3 separate regions of the Homo sapiens genome follow, and all the other regions are linked to region 1. Evidence: chromatin loops called from intact Hi-C (ENCODE). Cell type or tissue: mammary epithelial cell. All regions are shown on one strand.

Region 1 (8,000 bases):
AATCCCAGCACTTTGGGAGGCCAAGGTGGGAATCCAGACTAGCCTGGCCAAGACGGTGAAACCCCGTCTCTACTAAAAATACAAAAATTAGCTGGGTGCGGTGGCAGGCACCTGTAATCCCAGCTACTCAGGAGGCTGAGGCAGGAGAATCACTTGAACCCGGGGGCCAGAGGTTGCAGTGAGCCGAGGTCACGCCACTGCACTCCAGCCTGGGCAACAGAGTGAGACTCCATCTCAAAAAAAAAATACAAAAATTAGCTGGGTGTGGTGGTGGGCATCTGTAATCCCAGCTACTCGGAGGCTGAGGCAAGAGAATCACTTGAACCCAGGAGGCAGAGGTTGCAGTGAGCCGAGATCACGCCACTGCACTCTAGCCTGGGGGACAGAACAAGGCTCCGTTATTAAAAAAAAAAAAAAAAAAAAATCACCCCTAGGAGTCTAAAAGCATTTTTTTTTTTAGGCCAGGGATCAGCAAACTTTTCCTTAAAGGGACAGATATGGTCAGATGATCTTTGTCATAACTCCTCAACCCTGCCATTGGAGCTCTAGAGCAGCCAGAGACAATACATAAACAAAGGGGCATGGCTGAGTTCCAGTAAAACTGTATTTACGAAAAGCTGGCCAGGCTGTACAGCAGTCTGTACTTAGCTGATTCCTGCTTTAGACAAAGACACATCTTGGTAAATCAGCTCTCTTCATTGATAGGCCAGTGTCTATTCATCCCCTCTCCCAGTTGCCAAAAACAAAATTCTAGAAGGGTGAATGCAAACCTAGCAAAATTATAGATCATTAGCTTCTCTGCCTGCATGCACATGGGGGCATTCCTTACTCAATGTGGCCCTTGAGTAAGTTGTGATTTGCGGGATGAGGTAGAGAGAGAAATCCTGCTATCAGGTGCTGTCTTGCTAATGAGTCTTGAGCACATTATCTGAAGCTTTGGAGTATCCTCTAGAGGTTTCTAATAGGCAGAATGATCTACTTCTGAAGCCTCTTTTCTCTATGCCATTAAGTTCTTTGGCACTGATGATGAATTTCCTGCGGCAAGGAAACCATTTTTTACTTTTATCAGCTATTCTGAAAGTCAATAGACTGACGCAGTTATCAAAATAACTGCCAATATTATAAGGTCCAGGCCCTAACTTCCTGCCACCTAAAGCAATGATACTCAATTAGGGGTAGTTTGCCTGCTCTGGAGACACTTGGCTGTCATAACCAGGGGTGGGGGGTGCTACTGGCATCAGGTAAGCAGAGACCAAGGATGTGGCCCAGAATCTTTCAATACACAAGATAACCCCCTATAACAAAGAATTAGCCAGTCCAAAATATCAGTAGTGCTGAGGTTGAGAAACCATGATCTAGACTTTTCTACTGAACTTTTAATCCACCTTGTACTCTACTGAGAAACCAATATCGCCAAACCATCACTTTTCTCCTTCACTCCTAAACTGCAGTAGCTCCTCAGCCCGGGGAGACTAAGTCTGTCCTTGTCATCCTGGCACTTAGATCCTGGGGATTCTGCCCACATACATATTCAGACTCTGCTTCTTTCAGATTTTTATCTGTCCCGCCCTCAGCACTACCATACTTTAACTGATGTTACCCCGCAAACACACATTTTGGGAAGATCCTCCCCACCTCTCTCCTCAGATCCAAATCTTACTCATTCTTTGAGGCCCACGCATGCTGCATGCCCCTGTAACATTAAGTCTGCCCATACCACTGCCTTTTGCACTTACACGGATTCACCCGTCTTACACTGTTACATTGCTATTCTGTCTACCTCGCTTCCTCAGCTACTCCCTGAAGGAGTCCATATTGTATTTCTGGCCTATTGATCTCAGTTTACACAGCGTAAAGTGTGAAAACTGTATTAGTGTATTGAGATTCTCTTCAATGAGATAATGAGTATAAAAAGCACTCTATATAGTGCCTGGTACACAATTAAGTGCTCAGAAAATTATAGTGTCATAGTATCTATAGAAGCATGCATTCAGGAGCCCATAGAAGGTGCTTAATAAATTGTTTAAATGTGGTTATATATTGGGGAGAGCATGCCACACAGACTAGTCTGGTATTTGGAACTAACAGCAAAGAAAAACTTGCATAGAAATCCTACACCAATTAACACACCTTCATGCTAGACTGAATCCAGGAGCAGGGGTGTCATGTTTTCCCAGAGTGGTGCCCAACCCAACCTTTTTGCATTTAGCAAGTTAATGAACACCTTGTGAATAACACTTTGCCAACTCTGGCCCAGTTTAGAAGGCTGCCAATAGGATATCAGTATGCCACACCGTCTGCTTTCCTGGGGACCCTGCTGTCCTCTCCCTAAGTGCTTCTGCTTTCAGCCGGTGGAGAGTCTGATGTGCCTAGAGAAGTTGCGCAGTGGGACGAGGCTGCAGCGAGAGCCTGGCCTTTCCCCAGGCGGAAGAGAGCCTTGTCTCAGATCCTGAGAGAGAAGTGAGTGGGGGCATGGCATTCCGAGCAGCCCAGGTTTGGCTTTGGGCCAGGCACTGAGTGGCAAACAAGAAGGAACACATTCCGGGAAGGCAAGGAGCCCTGCCAGCACGAAGGCAGCAGCGAAAGCAGGGCTCTGCTGGGTACCAGGTGTTCCTTGGCTCTGTGGAGGTCAGGCACGCAGGCGGATGAACTCAGGTTTCTCTAGAATATCATTTCAGAGGCTTAAATGCCTCCCACCCTCTCGCTGTCAGCGGACAGGGCATGTGGAACTGTTAAACGTTAAAACTCTCTGCTCTGGGGCCCAGCCCGTGCTCTCTAAATAAAGGTAGGAGCGGAAAGAGTGTTGTTGCCATCATGAAATCACACTTCACAGGAGCCAGATTTCGGCGATTCTGTGTCTAAGAGAAAATGCTAATCCAAACAAGGGCAGGTTGGAGAAGAGCCTGGGATTTCTATGCCCTAGAAACTGCACTCTCCACCCTTGCAGCCCAGAAACACAAACACACACACACTTGTTCTCCACGCCTGCCTTCCGAGTGGCCAGAGCTGGGGGAAGTCTGGAGAGCCCTCGGAAACGCCGTCCTTTCAGAATCAGCGCTGGCCCTTCCCCAGGTGATGAGAGAAGAGAGCGAGGAGGACCAAAGCGGAAGCGGATAGAGCCATTCTTTTCGGGGCAAATGGCCACACAAGCCTTCCTGAAGATTCCCTTCTTACTTTGGATAGGTAGGTGACCTGGACTGGAGGGGCCCTGGGCCCGTTTTCCCCAGCAAGGGGACAGGAGTAGCTTTTTCTGAGGGAGGACAACGAAGTCTTTACTCACCCCTCTGCCTCTGCGTCTTTTTGCTGGACTTTGCTGCCGCCTAGTGGCTCAGTTGTCATCACTTCCTTCTCTGAGAGAGAGACAGCCAGCCTTGGATTGAGTTTGAGGATCTAGCCTCTCAGTCTAGTCCTGAGGCAACCTGGAGATCCTTCTCTGAGAAGTTTCTCTGCTCTAGGACTCCCTGGTTCTGTGGCCCAGCAGCTAGGAGAGAGGAGCACCATGGGCTTCTAGGCCTCACTCAGTCTGGCAGTCAGGTAGAGGGGCCATGGCTGGCTGGCTGGGCACCTGGGAGAGGGGGTGGGGGTAGTTTCTTATTCCCAGGACATCTCAGTGGGATGAAGTTGTCCTTGAGTCCCCCTCATTCCTGAATGCCTTTTTCGCTAATAATACTGCCCCTCCCATGACCCTTCCTTTCTGCTAAGGCCCATGTTGCAAAACTGAGGCTCTGGCATAATGTATATTTCCTTTCTGTTTCCCCAAATTTAAGGCAGCTATTTCTCCCTGATAAAGTTAGCTCATTGCCATGATAAATATATGATTATATGCCTTCTCTGTGATGCTGCTGCTATGAATCAGTCCCTGGGAATAGTGAGGAGTGGGCATACTTTAAAGAATTTTATTGGATTGGTTTCTCTAAGTCCCTGAAAAGCCTATAGATTATAAGCTATATTTTTCTGTGTATTATATCCAGGTGTTTATTTCCTCTAGCAAAGGAAAGCACTTGGTTTCAACAACCACTGATCTGCCCTACCAAACTTTCCGATCTGAGCTGTAATACCCAGGGACTATATAAAATCCAAACTCTTCTGCTTACCCCACCAAACTCTTTTCTTTTAACTTTTAAAAAATTGTGGTAAAATGACATAAAATTTACCATCTTAACCATATTTAGCATATAGTTCAGTAGTGTTAAGTACATTACACTATTGTGCAACCAATCTCCAGAATTCTTCATCTTGCAAAACTGCAACTCTATACCCATTAAACAATAGTTCTCCACTTCCCCCTTCCCTCAGCCCCTGGCAGCCACCATTCTACTTTCTGTCTCTATGAATTTGACTACTCCACATACCACCTATAAGCCAAATCATACAGTATTTGTCTTTTTTTTAAGAGATGGGGTCTCGCTGTGTTGCCCAGGCTGGTCTCAAACTCCTGGCCTCAAGTGATCCTCCCTCCTATGTAGCTGGAATTACAGGCATAAGCCAGCCACTGCACCCTGCCCAGTATTTGTGCGGGGTTTTGTTTTTATTTTTTTTTCTTTCTACAAGCCTGGATTCCAGAAATTTTTTTTTTTTGGACTGGATTATTTCACTTAGCTTAATGTCCACAAGGTTCATCAATGTTATAGCATGTGTCAGACTTTTTTTCCTTCTCAAGGCTGAATATTTTTTCATATATATATATATATATATATATTTACATATCCATGAGTAGATGAATATACATATTTCATTGTGTGTGTATATATATATAGAATATATAAACATATATATATAGAATATATACACATATATATATATATGTTTATTCATCCATGGGTGGACACTTGAGTTGCTTCTACTTTTCGGTTATTGTACATAATGCTGCTATGAACATGTGTGTTCAAATATTTCTTCAGTTTGGGCCCTGGAGGTCGAGGCTGCAGTAAGCTGTGATCACACCACTGTACTTCAGTCTGGGTGACTGAGTGACAGAGTGAGACCCTGTCTTTAAAGAAAAAAAAAGAAAAATTTCTTCAAGATTATTCTCTCAGTTCTTTTGGCTATATACTTAGAATTGCTGGATCATATGGTAATTCTGTTTTTAATTTTTTGAGTAGCTGCTGTCCTGTTTTACACAGTAGTTAAACCACTTTACATTCCCACCAACAGTACAGTTCTCCATATCTTCACCAACCCAGCCCAAGTCATTCCCAGAGTTACTAATTCTCCACATCTTCACCAACACTTGTTATATTCTGTTTCTTTTCTGTTCTTTGAGAGTAGCCATTCTAATGAGTGTGAAGTGGTACTTCATTGTGGTTTTGACTGGCATTTCCCTAATGATTAGTGATGTTGAAGATCTTTTCATTGGTTATTGGCCATCTGTGTATCTTCTTTAGAGAAATGTCTATTCAAATCCTTTGCCTTTTTTTTTTTAAGACAGTCTTGCTCTGTTACCCAGGCTGGAGTGCAGTGGCATGATCTCGGCTCACTGCAACCTCCGCCTCCTGGGTTCAAGCAATTCTCCCACCTCAACCTCCTGAGTAGCTGGAACTATAGGTGCATACCACCATGCCTGGCTTTTTTTTTTTTTTTTGAGACGGAATCTTGCTCTGTCGCCCAGGCTGGAGTGCAGTGGCGCGATCTCGGCTCACTGCAACCTCCGCCTCCCGGGTTCAAGCGATTCTCCTGCCTCAGCCTCCTGAGTAGCTAGGATTACAGGCACCCACCACCACACCCGGCTAATTTTTGTATTTTTAGTAGAGACGGGGTTTCACCATGTTGGTCAGGCTGGTCTTGAACTCCTGACCTCGTGATCCACCCACCTCGGCCTCCCAAAGTGCTGGGATTACAGGAGTGAGCCACAACACCTGGCCTAATTTTTGTATTTTTAGTGGAGACAGGGTTTCCCCATGTTGGCCAGGCTGGTCTCGAACTTCTGGGCTCAAAGCGATCCACCTGCCTCAGCCTCCCAAAGTGTTGGGATTATAGGCATGAGCCACTGGGCCCAGCCTTTTGCCCATTTTTCAATCGGGTTTTTTTGTTGTGTTGACCTCTATAACCTCTTTTCATGTCACTCTCCCACTTAGCATCCTAGGATACTAACATGCAGCTAGTCTCTCTGCTCCTCAGAGACAAACATGTCCTTTCCTACCTTTTGCAGTTGCTGATCCCTCTTCCAGGAATGTGTTGTTCCCAGCTCCTCTCATGACTGACTTCTCATCCTTTAAGCACCAGCTTGTCACTTTGGAGAACTTTCTTAACCATGTCATCTAAAGCCACCTCCCTCTTTACCACTGTTTATCACACTTCATCATGTCACTGTTTCTTCTTGAAAATCACTATCTGCAATTATCTTGTTTGTTTACATATTTACTTGGAATCTACCTGTACATGGAATGTAAGTTAAGTTCCATGGACACAGATATGTTTGCCATGTTCATGGCTCCAGTGCCCAGCTTAGTACCTGGCATGTAGTCTTGGCTCAATAATATTTATTGAATGAATGAATCACTACTAGAGGGGGCATCACAGGGAAAAAGAAGGAAGGTGATATGGCCCAAATTGGAATTTTACCTCCTTACATAGGCTCTGGGTCATAGAAAAGGCCACACGAGCTTTCTGGCTCTGAACTCCGTATGTTAATTCCTGGATCAGAGGCATAATCCTGTTTGAGCCAGGGACATTGCTTTGGAGTTGCTCAGAGAAAATGGGTAAGTATTCCCGGTGTCCACCCAACAGAGGCAGAGGGCTGTGGGGGTTTGCTGTGGCCACCCTCACTCTTCCCCATATGCCAAGTCCTTTGAGATTTGCAGAGTACTTGGGATTATAGGAATGACTTGGGCTCCATCAGTCTCCTGGGGGCTGAGTATGTCAGTAAGAGTACCTGTAGTGAGTAGTCAGAGGATAAAAATGAACTTTCTATACCATAATACACTAGAAAAATCAAGTTTTTTATTTTAAAATATTTTCAAAGGCTAAGGCCATAGCAAAACAACCCAAGGGTGGTTGAATCAAACTCAGGGAATTAGAGGAGCATCAGCCAATGCAAGCAGGTCTATATAAAATACACATCATTTATAAATGCACACAGCAGAAAGCACAGTGGCCCCAGAGGACCAGGCAGGGGGACAACAGAGAGAAACAGAGCACTATCTGGAGGGACAGGCACACCCGCAACACTCAAAGCCCTGGGCCCCAAGTGCACCTCCAAAGTCACCTACGCTGCAGCATGGCTCTTGCCCTTTCTGAGCCTGGGTATAGCTGAAGACCAAGTTCACCAGCATCTTGGCACATCCACCTATAACTGGCACCTCTCATGGCCTCTGACAACCAAGCAAGGCTCAGAGAATGGATTTTTATCTCTGTCTTTCAGCAAGGACCAGGGAGAAGTGCTGAAGCAAGAAGGGTTATTTTCCTAAAAAAAAAAGACGGATGAAAGGGTGAAAGGGGCTGGTTCCAAAAAAAAAAAAAAAAAAAGGATGACCATTCATGGAACAGTGAGTTTCACCTGAGACATACAGATTTGGTGCAAGCAACACAAAAGGCCAGGCTCTAAATTTCATCCTAAAAACTGGGATGGGGAGAGCATGAAGAGACCACTTACTGGTAGTCCCTCCAATTCTCATTTGGGTTTGTCATAAACAGGACAGACAGTCGTCTGCTTCACAATAAATAATTTCCACCTGGATTTCATTCCCTGATTAATCTCTCAGTGTCTGAAGAGGGGAAAACAGTGGCTGCTTCTGACACCGCCCACCCCATCACCAGCAACTTTCCCTGATACTTCTGGCCTCCTCACTAAGCCCTTCCAGAACCTCCAAAGCCACTATCTTAGCAGATGGGAGTCCCAGGGCGATGAGGCCAGAGTTGTGGGACACAGAGAAGAAGAGAAGGCCTTGATAGAGGAAGAGGAATATCCAAGGCAAAGCCACCACCACGTCCAACCTCCTCATCCTCTACCTTTCCTGTCCCCAGAGGTATGAGATAGACCCCCTGGCCTGGTTCCTGCACTG
Region 2 (8,000 bases), 1.2 Mb before region 1:
CATCAGGGATACTGGCCTGAAATTTTCTTTTTTTGTTGTTGTTGTGTCTCTGCCAGGATTTAGTATCAGGATGATGCTGGCCTCATAAAATGAGTTAGGGAGGAGTCCCTCTTTTTCTATTGTTTGGAGTAGTTTCAGAAGGGATGCTACCTGCTCCTCTTTGTACCTCTGGTAGAATTCAGCTGTGAATCCATCTGGTCCTGGGCTTTTTTTGGTTGGTAGGCTATTAATTACTGCCTCAATTACAGAACTTGTTATTGGTCTATTCAGGGATTCAACTTCTTCATGGTTTAGTCTTGGGAGGGTATATGTGTCCAGGAATTTATCTGTTTCTTCTAGATTTTCTAGTTTATTTGCATAGAGGTGTTTATAGTATTCTCTGATGGTAGTTTGTATTTCTGTGGCATCAGTGGTGATCTCCCCTTTATCATTTTTTATTGTGTATATTTGATTCTTCTCTCCCTTCTTCTTTATTAATCTGGCTAGCAGTCTACCTATTTTGTTGATCTTTTCAAAAAATCAGCTCCTGGATTCATTGATTTTTTGAAGGGTCATTCGTTCTCTATCCCCTTCAGTTCTGCTCTGATCTTAGTTATTTCTTGTCTTCTACTACCTTTTGAATTTGTTTGCTCTTGCTTCTCTAATTCTTTCAATTGTGATGTTAGGGTGTCAATTTTAGATCTTTCCCACTTTCTTCTGTGGCCATTTAGTACTATAAATTTCCCTCTAAACACTGCTTTAGCACCCAGAGATTCTGGTACATTGTGTCTTTTTTCTCATTGGTTTCAAAGAACTTCTTTATTTCTCCCTTAAATTCATTATTTACCCAGTAGTCATTCAGGAGCAGGTTGTTCAGTTTCCATGTAGTTTTGTGGTTTTGAGTGTGTTTCTTAATCCTGAGTTCTAACGTGATTGCACTGTGGTCCGAGAGACTGTTTGTTGTGATTTCCATTCTTTTGCATGTTTTACTTCCAATTATGCGGTTGATTTTAGAATAAGTACGATGTGGTGCTGAGAAGACTGTATATTCTGTTGATTTGGGGTGGAGAGTTCTGTAGATGTCTATTAGGTCCACATGCTCCAGAGCTGAGTTCAAGTCCTGAATATCCTTGTTAATTTTCTGTCTTGTTAATCTGTCTAATATTGACAGTGGGGTGTTAAAATCTCCCATTATTATTGTGTGGGAGTCTAAGTCTCCTTGTGGGTCTCTAAGAAGTTGTTTTATGAATCTGAGTGCTCCTATATTGGGTGCATATGTATTTAGGATGGTTAGTTCTTCTTATTGCATTAGATCCCTTTATTATTATGCAATGCCCTTCTTTGTCTTTTTTGATCTTTGTTGGTTTAAAGTCTGTTTTGTCAGAGACTAGGATTGTAACCACTCCTTTTTTTTTTTTTTTTTTTTTGCTTTCCATTTCCTTGGTAAATCTTCCTCTATCACTTTATTTTGAGTCTATGTGTGTCTTTGCATGTGAGATGGGTCTGCTGAATACAGCACACCAATGGGTCTTGACTCTTTATCCAATTTGCCAGTCTGTTTCTTTTAACTGGGGCATTTAGCCCATTTACATTTAAGGTTAATATTGTTATGTGTGAAATTGATCCTGTAATTATGATGCTAGCTGGTGTTTTTTGCCCATTAGTTGATGCAGTTTCTTCATAGTGTCGATGGTCTTTACACTTTGGTTTGTTTTTGTAGTGGCTGGTACTGTTTTTTCCTTTCCATATTTAGTGCTTCCTTCAGGAGCTCTTGTAAGGCAGGCCTGGTGGTGACAAAATACCTCAGCATTTGCTTGTCTGTAAAGTATTTTATTTCTCCTTCACTTATGAAGCTTAGTTTGGCTGGATATGAAATTCTGGGTTGAAAATTCTTTTCTTTAAGAATGTTGAATATTGGCCCCCACTCTCTTCTGGCTTGTAGGGTTTCTGCAGAGAGATCCAATGTTAGTCTGATGGGCTCCCCTTTGTAGATAACGCAACCTTTCTCTCTGGCTGTGCTTAACATTTTTTCCTTCATTTCAACCTTGGTGTATCTGATGATTATGTGTCTTGAGGTTGATTTTCTTGAGGAGTATCTTTGTGGTGTTCTCCGTATTTCCTGAATTTGAATGTTGGCCTGTCTTGCTAGGTTGGGGAAGTTCTCCTGGATAATATCCTGAAGTGTGTTTTCCAACTTGCTTCCATTCTCCCCGTCACTTTCAGGTACAGCAATCAAATGTAGGTTTGGTCTTTTCACATAGTCCCATATTTCTTGGCTGCTTTGTTCATTCCTTTTCATTCTTTTTTCTCTAATCTTGTCTTCACGCTTCATTTCATTAAGTTGATCTTCAGTCTCTGATATCCTTTCCTCTGCTTGATCGATTTAGCTATTGATACTTGTGTACGCTTCACGAAATTCTTGTGCTGTGTTTTTCAGCTCCATCAGGTCATTTATGTTCTTCTCTAAACTGGTTATTCTTGTTAGCAGTTCCTGTAACCTTTTTTCAGGGTTCTTAGCTTCATTCCATTGGGTTAGAACATGCTCCTTTAGCCTGGAGGAGTTTGTTACTACCCACCTTCTGAAGCCTACTTCTGTCAATTCGTCAAACTCATTCTCCATCCAGTTTTGTTCCCTTGCTGGTGAGGAGTTGTGATCCTTTGGAGAAGTGGCATTCTGGTTTTTGGAATTTTCAACCTTTTTGTGCTGGTTTTTCCTCATCTTCGTGGATTTATCCACCTTTGGTCTTTGCTGTTGGTGACCTTTGGATGGAGTTTTTGCGTAGTTATCCTTTTTGTTGATGTTGATGCTATTGCTTTCTGTTTTTTCCCTTCTAACAGTCAGGCCCCTCTTCTGCAGGTCTGCTGGAGTTTGCTGGGGGTCCACTCCACACCCTGTTTGCCTGGGTGTCACCAGCAGATGCTGCAGAACAGCAAAACATTGCTGCCTGCTCTTTCCTCTGGAAGCTTCATCCCAGAGGGGCACCCGCCAGATGCCAGTTGGAGCTCTCCTGTATGAAGTGTCTGTCAACACCTGCTGGGAGGTATCTCCCCATCAGAAGGCAGGGGGGTCAGGGACCCACTTGAGGAGGCAGTCTGTCCCTTAGCAGAGCTCGAGCACTCTGCTGGGAGATCCGCTGCTCTCTTCAGAGCTGGCAGGCAGGAACATTTATGTCTGCTGAAGCTGTGCCCACAACCGCCACTTCCCCCAGGTGCTCTGTCCCAGGGAGATGGGAGTTTTATCTATAAGCTCTGAGTGGGGCTGCTGCCTTTCTTTCAGAGTTGCTGAGCTTAGAGAAGAGGAATCTAGAGAGGCAGTCAGTCTGGCTACAGTGACTTTGTGGCACTGTGGTTTTTTTAATGTCAAAAGTACAGAATATAAATTCCACAAATTGTGACAGTCAACTTGATGTTGATTCTGAAATAAATTTAAATTGCATTATTAAAAGATGGTTTGTGGCCCAGTGCGGTGGCTTACTCCTGTAATCCCAGTACTTTGGGAGGTTGAGGTGGGCGGATCACAAGGTCAGGAGATTGAGACCATCCTAGCCAACATGGTGAAACCCCATCTGTACTAAAAATACAAAAATTAGCTGGGCATGGTGGTGCGTGCCTGTAATCCCAGCTACTCGGGAGGCTGAGGCTGGAGAATCACTTGAACCAGGGAGTTGGAGGTTGCGGTGAGCCGAGATCGCGCCACTGCACTCCAGCCTGGCAACAGAAGGGGACTCTGTCTCAAAAAAATAAAATAATAAAATAAAATAAAAAGATGGTTTGTGAGTACTTAGGAATTGGTCACTAGGAGGCAGCATTAGCTCACTAAAAAACAATTCATGCCAGAAAAGAATTAGTTTCCTGACCTAGAAATTACAAATAGACCTTGTTAGAGGAGTGCTATAGACAGTGTTTTGGTATTTAAGCAAAGCATTTGGCAAAGTCTTTTATGGCATCATTTTGAGTAAATTGTATGACATGGTTATGTAGATTTTTGATTCAAGTATACTTACAGAACATGAAGTAATGGATTAATGCCAGCCTTTAGAGAAATCTGTACTGGCATGCCATGAGGCTTTTTTCCTCCAGTCCATTCTATTCACATTTTTATTAATGTCTAGGAGAAAATATTTGTTATTCTGGTAAAGTATGTGAATGACAGAAACTAGAGAAATTAGAGTTCTTGGTATATTGGTTGATCAAATGAGAATCCAAAAGTATCTCCATAGTCTAGAACAGGGTTTGGCAAACTACAGCCTATGGGCTAGATCCATCTGGCAGCCTGCTTTTTGTACAGCTCTCAAGCTAATAATGGCTTTTATGTTTTCAAAGCATTGTAAAAAAAAAAAAAAAGAACAACAAAGAAGGATATGAGATAGAGATCACATACAGCTCACAAAGCCTAAAATATTTACCATACTATCTGACCCTCTACAGAAAAAGTTTGTTTATGCCTAGTCTAGAAAAGTAAGCAGAATTTAACAACATAAAAAATAGATGAATTGAACATCCTGGACTTTATTCCATAACAACAATCAAGCAAAACAATTCTTAGCACAAATTCAGTATTATACAAGATTAGACTTAGCAGCGTGTGTTAAAGTGACTTGGAATTGCTAAATTCAAGTTCAATTAATTATGAGATGTGATTATTAAAAGTTAATATGGCTTAAAACAATATTCATTTATAGAAAAAGAGAATTCAGACAATGGAGACAGTCCCATCCCATTTTTTTCTACAGTGGTCAGATTACACCTGAACTATTACTAGTTTTAGAGGGCAGACAATAAACTAGAGCATTTCCAAAGAATCTGACATGATTAGTTGACAAAGGAGAAGACATAAGGAAGATATCCCAGTGATCTTCACCTGTTTTCACAACTATTCAAAAAAAGAGAGAACAGACACATGTTGAGGGGCTAGAACAAGGACCCTTATATAGAAAATTCTGGGAGGCAGAATTTTCCTTTTTATTTCTAAGGCAGCATTTTGTGAATGCAGGCAGTATTCTCACAATTCTGAAACAGGGTTGGGCGTGGTGGCTCATGCCTGTAATCCTAGCACTTTGGGAGGCCAAGGTGGGCAGATCACTTGAGTCAGGAGTTTGAGACCAGCTGGCCAACATGACAAAACCCTGTCTCTACAAAAAATACAAAAAATTTAGCCGAGTGTGGAGGCACACGCCTGTAGTACCAGAGACTTGGGGGACTGAGGCAGGAGGATCGCTTGAACCCAGGAGGTCAAAGCTGCAGTGAGCCAAGATCTCGCCACTGCACTCAAGCCTGGGGGACAGAATGAGATCCTGTCTCAAAACAAAACAACAACACAATTCAGAAACAAACAATGTCTAAAGTTTTCACCTCAAGCTCACATTTAATTGGCTTAGTGTGAACTTGTTTACAATTTGCTCTCCAAAAAAAAAAAGGAGCTCATCTCATGTGTACGTTTTCTGTTTTGGTAGACATTACTAATGTTCACCAATATGCTCTGGTTCTCCTCCTTTTTGACATGTGGGAAGATGTTTGGCCAATGAAATGTGAGCAGAAATAATGTATATCATTTCCAGGCAGAAGCATTTAAAAGCATGATTCTCATGCTTCCTTCCCATGTGGTAGTCACTGCGGAAGCCTATATAAAGTTGAGGATGCCATCAGATCATAGCACTCAGGAATACTTAGCCACTACATTGAAGACAGGTGCAGTGTTCTTTGCGTGATCAAGAAATAAACTTTTTTAAAGTCATAAGCCAGTGAAAGTTTTGAAGTTGTTACAGCAGCATAACCTATCCTGTTCTGACTATTTCCCTCCCCAGTATTTAACAGCTAATATCCCTGGACCAGAAGTCAGGTGACATGGCTTCTAATCTTCACTCTAACACTAGGTGTGACCCTGCAAAAAAATCAGTTTTGTTTGCTAAAAGTGATTGTTTGAGTAAAAATTATTGACCACCTCTTTGAGGGAAAAAACCCTGTGATTTTAAAGTCTGTTTTAATATTTTATATGTTCAAAGAAAATAATGTTTATAACTAAAGTATATGGTTAAAACACACCTTGCCATTTGATTTTTAAAATTTCATAAAATGCTGCCTATATTAGGACTACTATTATTTATTTTGGATCAGTCTTTTTCTTGTGTGATATGTGCATTGTTTTAGGCCTTAATATCTGCTAACAAAGTATAATCTAGGTTATCAAACACCTATTAAATCACTGCATGGCTTAATTGACTTGAAATTATTTCTATATTGGGTCTTCATGGCCAAAATGAAGTGAGGAAAAAGTAGTTTTTTGTCCCAGATCCCAGATTCCCCCCCCAACTTATTTATTTTTTTATTTTTATTTTTTGCTATGTAAAGGATATGGCTTTTGTCCCAGAAATTGGACTATTATCAAGAAGATACCAGAATTTTAGTTTTTCTTTCTTACCAACAGATTTATAACTTATCTTCACAATTAGAGGTTTTTTTTCTAAGTTTAGTTACTCTGTAATTATTTGGGCTGAAATATAGCTCTCAGATACATAAATTCCTTAAAATATTCAATATTTGAATTGATTTGGTGTAAATCCAGTTTTCCAAGGTTTAGCTTTCCTTTTAAGCCCTACTGCCTTTAATAGAAGCTCAAATTCTTTTCAAAAATCTGATGAAATCATCTCGTAAGTATGTGTAGTACGTGATCCATACAGTTTCCAGTACTGTTTGAAATTGGCTCTTTGAAAAAACAATCTGTTTCTAGTTCACATTTTATAGATGAGTCAACAATTGAACATCAATGTATTTTGCTCTTTTAAACACTTTATTCTGAAATAGATTGTACTCTGTAGGTACCAAGTCAGTATTTACTGAATAAAAGAATTTAACAGAATTATTAAACCAGATATTTTGTGAAGCTAGGATTCAAAGTTCTGCATTTTTAATTTAGTTTATTTCTCCTCATTACCTCTATTTAGTTTTTAAAAGTTAAGAATAATTATTTTCCAGCTGGGCATTGGTGGCTCACGCCTGTAATTGTAGCACTTTGGGAGGCTGAAGTGGGCAGATCACATGAGGCTAGGCGTTTGAGACCAGCCTGGCCAACATGGTAAAACCCTGTCTCTACTAAAAATACAAAAATTAGCCTGGCATGGTGGCACATGCCTGTAATCCCAGCTTCTTGGGAGGCTAAGACATGAGAATTGCTTGAACCCAGGAGGCGGAGGTTGCAGTGAGCTGACATTGCACCATGGCACTCCAAGCCTGGGCAACAAGCAAGACACAAGACTGTCTTAAAAAAATAATAATTATTATTATTTTCCATATTGTAAAAGACACTTTAAATTCACTAAAATTACATTACATTTCCATTTCCATTTCCTTTAAAACAACTAAATCATATGGCAGATCACTTCTGAGTTCTAAACTCTTCTTTATCTATCTAAAATCAGTAAAATTAATTTAAATACATCTTTATTATAAAAAAAATATGAATTTTGTTTCTAGCAGGCCATGGCTTCTGGTCCTGATCCTGGCCTTGTCACTAGCTATGTGACCTCATACAAGTTACTAATGTCTTGGAGCATTTGTTACCTTATTTCTAAAATTAGAGTTGTCTAGTATATGCTTTCTTAGTTTTCTTTTTAAACTCTGTGTTGGTTTCTGTTTGTGCATTTTTAAATATAATTATTTAATCTAGGTTTTTTCTTTGTTTTCAGGAGCATGTATAATGGCCCATCCTCTAGAACACATTTTCATAGTCTCTTTGACCTTCTTTAATTCTAATATAACATATATATACTGGTCAGCATAGGCTAGATTGTGCTGCAGTAACAGCTTCTCTAACTTCAGTGAATTAAAACAACAAAGTTTATTTCAGGCTTCTAATACCTGTCTGCCTATGATGTGTGATTTGGGATCTTTGCTCTATGTTGTCCTCATTCTAGTACTCAGGCTTTCAAAGTACCCACCTGTGGAGTTTTGCAGGTGCTGTAGCAAGGTGAGAGAGAGAATAGTTGTATCATACATTGTCTTTGAAAGTTTTCAACCAGAAGTAA
Region 3 (8,000 bases), 380 kb before region 1:
CGGGCCCCCTGGCCCAGGCGCTGCCAACCAACTTAGTCACCACCCCTGCCTCCGGTGAATGCACCCCGTGGTACCCAGGGGCTTTTTACACAAGATGTTTGAAAGCCACAGTCAGTCCTTTAAGCATCACCATGTACTGATGATCCCCTCCTTGGACCTGGCATCTGCTAATGGTGCCCTTTGAAAGTCAAGCAGTGGGAAGTACATGGAGCTCTCAGCCCTGCTCCCATCTGGCACCTTCAAGTCAGCAGATGGGCCACTGACTGAGCACTGCCCCGTCCCTGGTGCTACTGGTCTTTCTAAACTTAGCACCCTGGAGAGTCCAAGGAGGCAGCGCCCCCAACCCAGCGCCCCACTAAGCCTTGCTGACACGCGTGCATCCCTCTGTGACCTCAGCCCAGATGTGCCTGTTTTCATTCTCAAAGACATTAGACTGTTTTCCTGCCCTATGACACAGATAGCTCACATGAATATTGTGCTTTATTTAGCAGGTGTACTCACAGATACTAGCTCCTTAGCAGCTCACAACATCCCAGAATGGGAGGCAGGGGGTGACTCATTATCCCCATTTTACTGACAGGGAAACTGAGGCTCAACTTAAGTAATTGACCTGCCAGGTATATTCACCCATCCAGTGGAAGAGCTGAGTCCCCGCCCCAGTCATCTACCAGTATCCAGCCTGGGGCCTGTACTTAGATGTGAAAGGTGCTGCTTCATTTCTGACCAAGAGACTGAGAAGTTTCCCAGAATGCAAACAAAGCCCAGGCCCCTGAAATCTTTCCGGTCAAGCCTTTATCCCAGCACTCAGTTGTTTTGGATGTCTGTTCCTACTTGCCCTTACCCCCAAAGTTACAGATCCTAGTTACAGGACTCTGCCAGCTTTGTTAAACTGTCCGTGAGACAAGAAAGCCATTGGGGAAACCAGGTGATTGCCTGAAATTCTTACTCCGTTCCAAGTGCTGTTCCTCCCAGGAAATCAAAGGCCAGGGTCCTTATGGCCGTGGAGCCTTCCCGACCACAGAGCCAACTTGTGAAGCACACAGCTCTGCAGCCTGGGCTCTGCCCTGCCTCAGCCGCCTCCCCCACGCTCTTCACCACGTTCCTGGAGAGTCCGGCCAACCTGTCCCAGCCGAAACACTGCTGTATTAGAAAAAGTCTCTTTCTGGTCTTTCTGGTTTTGTTTATGAATTTCCCTCTGTGGCCACAAATTCCTCCCCTCCCCCATGACTCACAGTCCATATGGCCCACCCCCAGACTTGAGCACCAAGCTCTGCATTAATGCAGTTGGCCTGCGACAAGGAGCTGTGGACCCTTCCCCATCTCTTCCAATTCACTTTCCCCAACTATCCAGTTCCAGAGGCCGCAGGCCTGGAAGGATGCAGTGCATATTGAAAGGTGGACCCTCTGAAAACAGTTAAGAGGAATATATGTATGTTTTACCCATTAAGAAAAAATGGCAAGCTAAACAAATGTTAAACTTACAGAAAATTTGTCTTATGGTCCTGAGCATATTTCCCTTTTAGAGCAAGCCTGGATTCTTAGCAAAGTGTTTCCCCCATTTGCTCTTTTAGCTGACAAATCTGCCACTGTGATGATGGTTTGCAGCTTTTGGAAGCAGTATGGCAACCTGGCCTGACATGCTCTTTAGGCTTCCACTAACCTGGGGCTTTCAGAAATTCTATTTGGCCTTTCTGTGGGTAGCTTTCCAGCTTCTCTTCTAGGGAGCCCCAGGCATCATTTCCCAAAAGCATCCCCATCTCCTGATTCTCTTGGAACTCCTACAGATAAGCATCCTGGCAGAGGCCCAGGCTCCCAAACCGACAAAGTGAAAAGAGACCAGAGAGGCCAAGCATATTGACTGGTGCTGTTCAGGGCCTGCTCTTTTCCACTCACCACTTGTTTTGCTGCTTGTCACGAGGAGAGTTGTTCCTGTATGTGGCTGCTCTCAGATCTTTCCAAGCAAGCCAGTCATTTGAAGAGGTTTTCTTTTCATGCTGGAGGGCAGGCTAAGATCAATGAGTGGAAGAGAGAAAGGCTGTTTTAGCTCAAGTTAAAGGAACACCTTCTAGCCATCAAAGCCGCCCAACAGAGGCAAGGGCCACCACACATGAGAGAGCGCTCTGTCCTTAAAGGGAATTCTCTGTTGAGTGGGAGGTGAACACCCTGGTTCTTCCAACTCAGGAATTCTCGTGGCTGGGCTGGGTCAGTGATGGCTTTGTCTCTTTATGTCTAAAGTGCCCTATGGCTGCTGAAGGTTACCTAACCATTCTTTAAAAGGAGAATGACCCTCCATGGGAATGGCCAGCCTGCCAACTGTGCAATTGAAGAAGACCCGATGGATCAACCCCATGTCTCCCTTGGGGAGAAAGTGCATAAACCAGGGGTCTCTTTTTTTTTTTCAACAAACCATTGAGCTGTTCTTGGAGTTCATCTCTGGAGAGGTTATACATTATTAGAAGTTTGATTATTATTATAGTTTGATCAATTTATTTGTCTTAGAGATCCAATTTTTACTAATTCCCTAGTTTTTTATTTCAGCATCTGAATGTCTTTCTCCCTAGCACAGTGCATACAATCAGGGCCTTGGGTATTTCCAGTGATAACTTTCCTTGGAGAGGATCTAAGAAAAGCCCAGATTTCGGTAGCCATCTCCCTCCAAATATGTCTCTTTCTGCTTTCTTAGTGCCCATTATTTCCCCCTCTCCTTTCTTCTGTCACTGCCATCTCCTTCTTGGTCTTCCCATTGTTCTTTAACTGGCCGTAATGTGGAATTGATATTTACATTTTGATACGGTTTTTTTCTTGGCCTGTGTACGGGATTGCCTCATTTCCTGCTCTGAATTTTAAAATTAGATATTAAAGCTGTCATATGGTTTCCTCACAAAAGTCAACAAAGTCCAAACAAAAATAGTTTGCCGTTTTACTTTCATCCATTGAAAAAGGAAATTGTGCCTCTTGCAGCCTAGGCAAAGGACATTTAGTACTATCGATTCTTTCCACCCTCACGATGACTTGCGGTTCTCTCTGTAGAAAAGGGATGGCCTAAGAAATACAACTAAAAAAACAAACAAAAACACCAAAAGAAAAAAAAAAGCCATTTAAAGCCAGCCACTAGAGGGAGTCAGTTCAGTTCCGTAAAGGTATGCTCAGTGCCCGCTGCCTGCAAGCTGTTGGGGACCCCAGGGAGGGCAAGGCAGCCTGTCCCCGCCCCCAGGGAACTAGAACATGACAAGAATTCTCCGCACTGTGCCTACCTGTCCCTTTACCTTACCTCTCTGGCCCAGAGTTCTTGGAGGGTTTTTTCTTTATTTTCTTATGTACTCATCTACTTATTCTCAAAGTATTTAGCATTCAACACTCTTTTTGCTTTAAAAAGAATGGCCTTACAAAGGGACAGAAAAGAGAAGACACGAGCTTGGTGTATTTTCATCAAGTTATGTGGCAGAGAAATCCAGATATTACCAGGACCTGTCTAAACAAATGTTGTGGGTTTTCTTTTCATTCGGATAGCCACTTTATAGTTGGAATATCAATTCTAATGAGGAGGAAGACATAAATATAAGTGGTAAAAAGAAACATGACTTCCCTTAAAACAGGCTGGATAATCTATATCAGCCTTGTGGGTGGAGACTAGTATTTGATCCTTGCCATATAAAACATTTTAATATGGTTTACATGGGAAAATATCGATGGCTTCCTCACAAAATGTATGGGTGACGTGAAGTTGAAGAGCCAATGGCTTGGGTGACACGTGCTGGATCCAAAAAGATCAGGGAGACTAGAATAAAACTTGGATGTTAAAAATTCACCAGGAATCCACATAAAGTACTATATTTGGGCTAAAATGAAAAACTAAATACAAGGTGGGAGAGAGGCAAGAATTTCAGTTGACTAAGCTCAGTGTGAGTCAAAGTGGGATGGAACCATGCAAAAACAAAACCCACAGACATGCAGGCTACGTGAGGAGAAAACAGTGGTGAGGATCACATCACATTGTGTTTGCATTTGCCGGAACCATACTTTAAGAAGAAAACCGATCATCTATAATAACATCAGTTTATCAATGCCCCGTCCTGATGAAGTGTGCAGACTCTCAGAAACAGCAGGAAGGACTTCATGAGAACCCTCAGGCTGGAGAAGGCACTAGGGCACAAGGAGAGCTCTCCTAGGACCAGGACCAAGAAGCTACAGGCAGGCACAGTTTAGCTCCTGCAGAGACCCAGCTTTTCACAAGTTGGAGCCTTCCAGAGATAGAGGGACTGTGGTAGGTGGTGACCCACCCATCACTGGAGGTGGAAGCAGAGGCCGTTTGCCAGGGATGCTGGAGAGGGGATTCAAGCATCTGGCTGGGCAACGTGATGCTCAGGGCCGTCTCCACTCAGGGCTTAGGGGAGTCTGTGAGTAGAAGAGCTTTAGGTGATTTGTTTGGTGGGGGAAGGCAAGTACACAGCTATGCACTTTCCGTTTCTGACTTTTGCCACCCTGTCAGCCATGGGGAGCCCACTGTGGGACTGAAACCCTGAGCTGAATGCGGCCTCATGTCTCAGAGAAACACTGGCAAGTTGGTCAGAGCCGCCGTCTGCATCGAGGCGTAGCTGAGCGGCAGGATGGGGGGCTGCCTGCCCAGGGTCTCTCACCGTGGTGTAAGCAGAGCCATGGCTTGCCTAGGACCCTATAGATACCATCACTCTTTCTCAGCTCGACTGGAGTTTCTGCACCTTTGCAGGGGCAAAGTAACTCCCTGCACCCTGAACCACCCCCCATTCCTGTTCATTTCAGCAGATAATGATGGAGGGGGGGGGTGTCCATCGTGCTGAGGGTGTGACCGCAAGAGGGTGAAAACTTCCAGCCAACTTTCTCAGTCCTTTCTCTTGCGAGAGGGAAGCCACCTGCTATACAAACTAATACCCCCTGCCTTGACCCCTTCCCCACGACTCAGTTGACAGAAGGATATACTTTGTTATAACTTATTATTTTGTTCTCTGTAAATACAAGATGTTTATAGGAAATATGTATTCTGAACTCTATCTGCAGAATGAGTCACTACACCAAAATAGTTCTATTATTTAGAATGTGTTAATTTTAAAGGGACCTGATAGGTATTTATTTACATATGCGATCCACATTTGTGTGAAAGCATGTGATCATACTAACCCAGCCTCCTGGAATGTCGCTGTACGATGATTGATGTCTTTTTCTCAGTCCATAGTTACAATTGTTTAGTATGCTAATCAGTCCAGTTCCCTGAGGTTTAAGATCAAATATAAATTACTCTGCTTTTCGACTCATTCAGGTAGCATTGTACCTGAACCTGATTGCTACTTTTTCATCTTAAATATTATATTTCCTCATCTAATCTGCCTTCCCCTCATCCACAGACATTTGGAGAAGGAAATGGGAGGGTGTCTGTTATCCCTTTCTCTTTGCTTTGTCCCCGTTGTTAGACTGGCAGCGTCAGTTGCTCGGTGGGCTTGGTTAGAGCCGTGGGTGAGGCAGGTGGCTGGCGGGGACAGGGAGAGGCTGAGAGGGAAGTGGTGGCATTTACTGCTCTGACACTTCCACTGTCCCTGCTGGGGATGCTGGGGCCAAGGCCTGTGGGGCCTGTGAACTGCACAGCCAGGAGCAAGGAACCCACTAAATACTCCGTCACCTCCATGTCCCCTCTACAGTGTTAAATTATTACATAAGCAGGTGAAAGGTAGAAGGCGAATTATGTGAGTAAATATGGTCTGTTTTCTCTTCAGCAAAAATGACTATTTTTGTGTGTGACTAATTTATTTTTATTATTGTAAAGATACAATAAACCGGTTGAAATATCTGCTTTGTTGACAAGCGTGTGCTTTCTCTGGCCTTATTCGCGTTCTGTTCTCCTGCAAATAGCGCCCTCTAAAAAGAAGAGTCAGACAATAAACTGGTTGAAATATCTGCTTTGTTGACAAGCGTGTGCTTTCTCTGGCCTTATTCACGTTCTGTTCTCCTACAAATAGCCCCCTCTAAAAATAAAACTCAGACCCTTGAGAGGTCAGCCGCTTGTAGACGTTGGCTTTGGGTGCTTGAGGTGGAGCCGGGCCAGTTAGAGAATGAGACACGCCTTAGAAAGAACATGAGCCCACCCGTCCTATGTTAGGCTGCATTAGACTCACCTGAGAAGCTTAAAGTGAAGTCGTCAGGCGTGTGCACCGCGCCCAGGATGCAATCTCACATGAATTTCTTTATGTCTCCCCCAGGGAATTGTGCAGAATAGGTTGGCAGCCACTCTGCTGGTTTGGTGGGGCTCCATCTCTAACTTGAATTAATCTTCCTCCAGCTCCCTCTAGCTGACTTCACTTGGGGCTTGATTTTAGCAAAGTGTTCGACAAAATCTTTCAGGCGATCTTGGTGCAAAATAAAGTGAAACGCGACTAAGATGGTGATGCCAGTTGAAGCCCACCCTGGCCTAGAGAGCAGTCTCTAGCGAAGCCTGCAAGCTCTGCTACGGACTCCGTCCTGGACAGCATGTCGTCAATAACTCAGAAACCAGCTCTATGCCTAAAATGCTATCGCCCACCCTTCCCATCCACCTTTTTGCCTGGAAAAACCTCCATTCTTTTTTTATTGTGGTAAAATCCACTTTACATAAAATTCACTATTTTAACTTTTTTTTTTTTTTTTTTTTTTGACAGAGTCTCACTCTGTAGCCCAAGCTGGAGTGCAGTGGCGTGATCTTGGCTCACTGCAACCTCTGCCCCCGGGGCTCAAGCGATTCTGGTGCCTCAGCCTCCCAAGTAGCTGGGACTACAGGTGTGCCCCACCATGCCCAGCTAATGTTTTGTATTTTAGTAGAGACAGGGTTTCACCATGTTACCCGGGGTGGTCTCAAATTCCTGAGCTCAAGCAACCCGCCCCCGTCAGCCTCCCAAAGTGCTGGGATTACAGGCGTGAGCCACTGCGCCTGGCCTCCATTTTAACCATTTCCAAACGTACAACTCACTAGTATTTAAAGCAACCACAGTGTTGGGCAACCATCACCCCAAAATTCCATTTATTCTTCAACAGTTCAATACAGGAGTCCACCAGGCGCCGGCCACTCTGCTGAGCACACTTACATGAGCTCATTTCGTCTTCACAGCAAACCTATGAAGTTCAAATATTGTTTCCTCCTACAGATGAGAATATTGAGACTAGGAGAGGTTTGGTACCCCAGCTGATACTTGGTGGTGCTAGGATGCCACAGTCCTCTTCCCCTAGAGGCTGAGGCTTGTCTCTTTGCCGCCTCCATCTCCCCGGGGCCTGGCATGTTATATGGTTCCAGCCTATACTAGTTCCAACCTCTTTCTCCACATCAGTTTCAGTCACTGGGCAACAATTGCACAAGGACTGGTTGAAAAAGTCCAGCGCTGCCCATCCTACCCGGGCTCAGTGTGACCAATGTGATCTGAGGCGGCTTCTGGAGGAGTGCACCCCCCACCAGGGGGAGGCAGTGAGCCTGCTCTGCGCAAGGGGCAGACCCAGGCTGGGACCCTCTGCCTCCAGTTCCGGGGACCACATGTCATAAGGTTTATTGACTGTCTGGAAAAAGCCCAGAGGATGGTAGGATGGTGACCAGGATGGAGGGGTTCTGGAAGGAGGGCTGTCTTCAACCTTCAGACAATTTAAAGTACTGTCAGGGACAGATGACAAGAACCCGGACTCCTCCAGCAGACCAGGGCAGGGATGTGACTGGGAGTCAGACTTGGTTCAAAATGAGACGTTTCCAGTAATCAGAGAGGCTGAACAATGGGAAAAGACACTTTAAGAGACAGGGCCAGGGGCAGTGGCTCATGCCTGTAATCCCAGCACTTTGGGAGGCCGAGGTGGGCAGATCACTCAGAAGTTCGAAAGTAGCCTCAGCAACATGGCAAAACTCCATCTCTACAAAAATACAAATACTTAGCTGGGTGTGGTGGTGCACACCTGTAATCCCAGCTACTCAGCAGGCAGAGGTGGGAGGATCACTTGAGCCTGGGTGGCAGAGGTTACAG

The links. A loop is a pair of places that touch in the nucleus more often than their neighbours do. Peaks named below come from ENCODE experiments on the same cell type or tissue, not always from the same donor. Only the 100,000 strongest peaks of a DNase experiment are listed, where the experiment ranks them.
Region 2: a loop joins it to region 1, with 8 times the contacts of the local background. A loop is called at or near these places in 3 of 110 quality-filtered maps.
Region 3: a loop joins it to region 1, with 17 times the contacts of the local background. A loop is called at or near these places in 36 of 110 quality-filtered maps.

Annotation. Positions count from the first base shown.
Region 1 is chr15:72,152,889-72,160,888 of GRCh38, forward strand. GRAMD2A (GRAM domain containing 2A) reads right to left here. Exons shown (of 12, transcript NM_001012642.3): 12 at 6,918-8,000. It overlaps LOC124903522 (a long non-coding RNA gene), which reads left to right and starts at 2,261. Exons shown (of 3, transcript XR_007064706.1): 1 at 2,261-3,183. RefSeq lists an enhancer at 2,978-3,067. In mammary epithelial cell, a CTCF peak has its summit at 3,322 (motif pointing left); DNase peaks (open chromatin) are centred at 2,513 and 3,313; H3K4me3 peaks cover 918 bases; H3K27ac peaks cover 948 bases.
Region 2 is chr15:70,970,413-70,978,412 of GRCh38, forward strand. All of the region lies in intron 9 of LRRC49 (leucine rich repeat containing 49), which reads left to right. Among named protein-coding and RNA genes, the nearest start is that of LRRC49, 82 kb to the left of the region's middle. In mammary epithelial cell, a CTCF peak has its summit at 3,786 (motif pointing right); no DNase peak of the experiment used is centred here.
Region 3 is chr15:71,777,459-71,785,458 of GRCh38, forward strand. THSD4 (thrombospondin type 1 domain containing 4) reads left to right here. Exons shown (of 18, transcript NM_024817.3): 18 at 1-5,925. Among named protein-coding and RNA genes, the nearest start is that of NR2E3, 29 kb to the right of the region's middle. RefSeq lists an enhancer at 4,502-4,591. In mammary epithelial cell, CTCF peaks have their summits at 3,113 (motif pointing right) and 7,436 (motif pointing right); no DNase peak of the experiment used is centred here.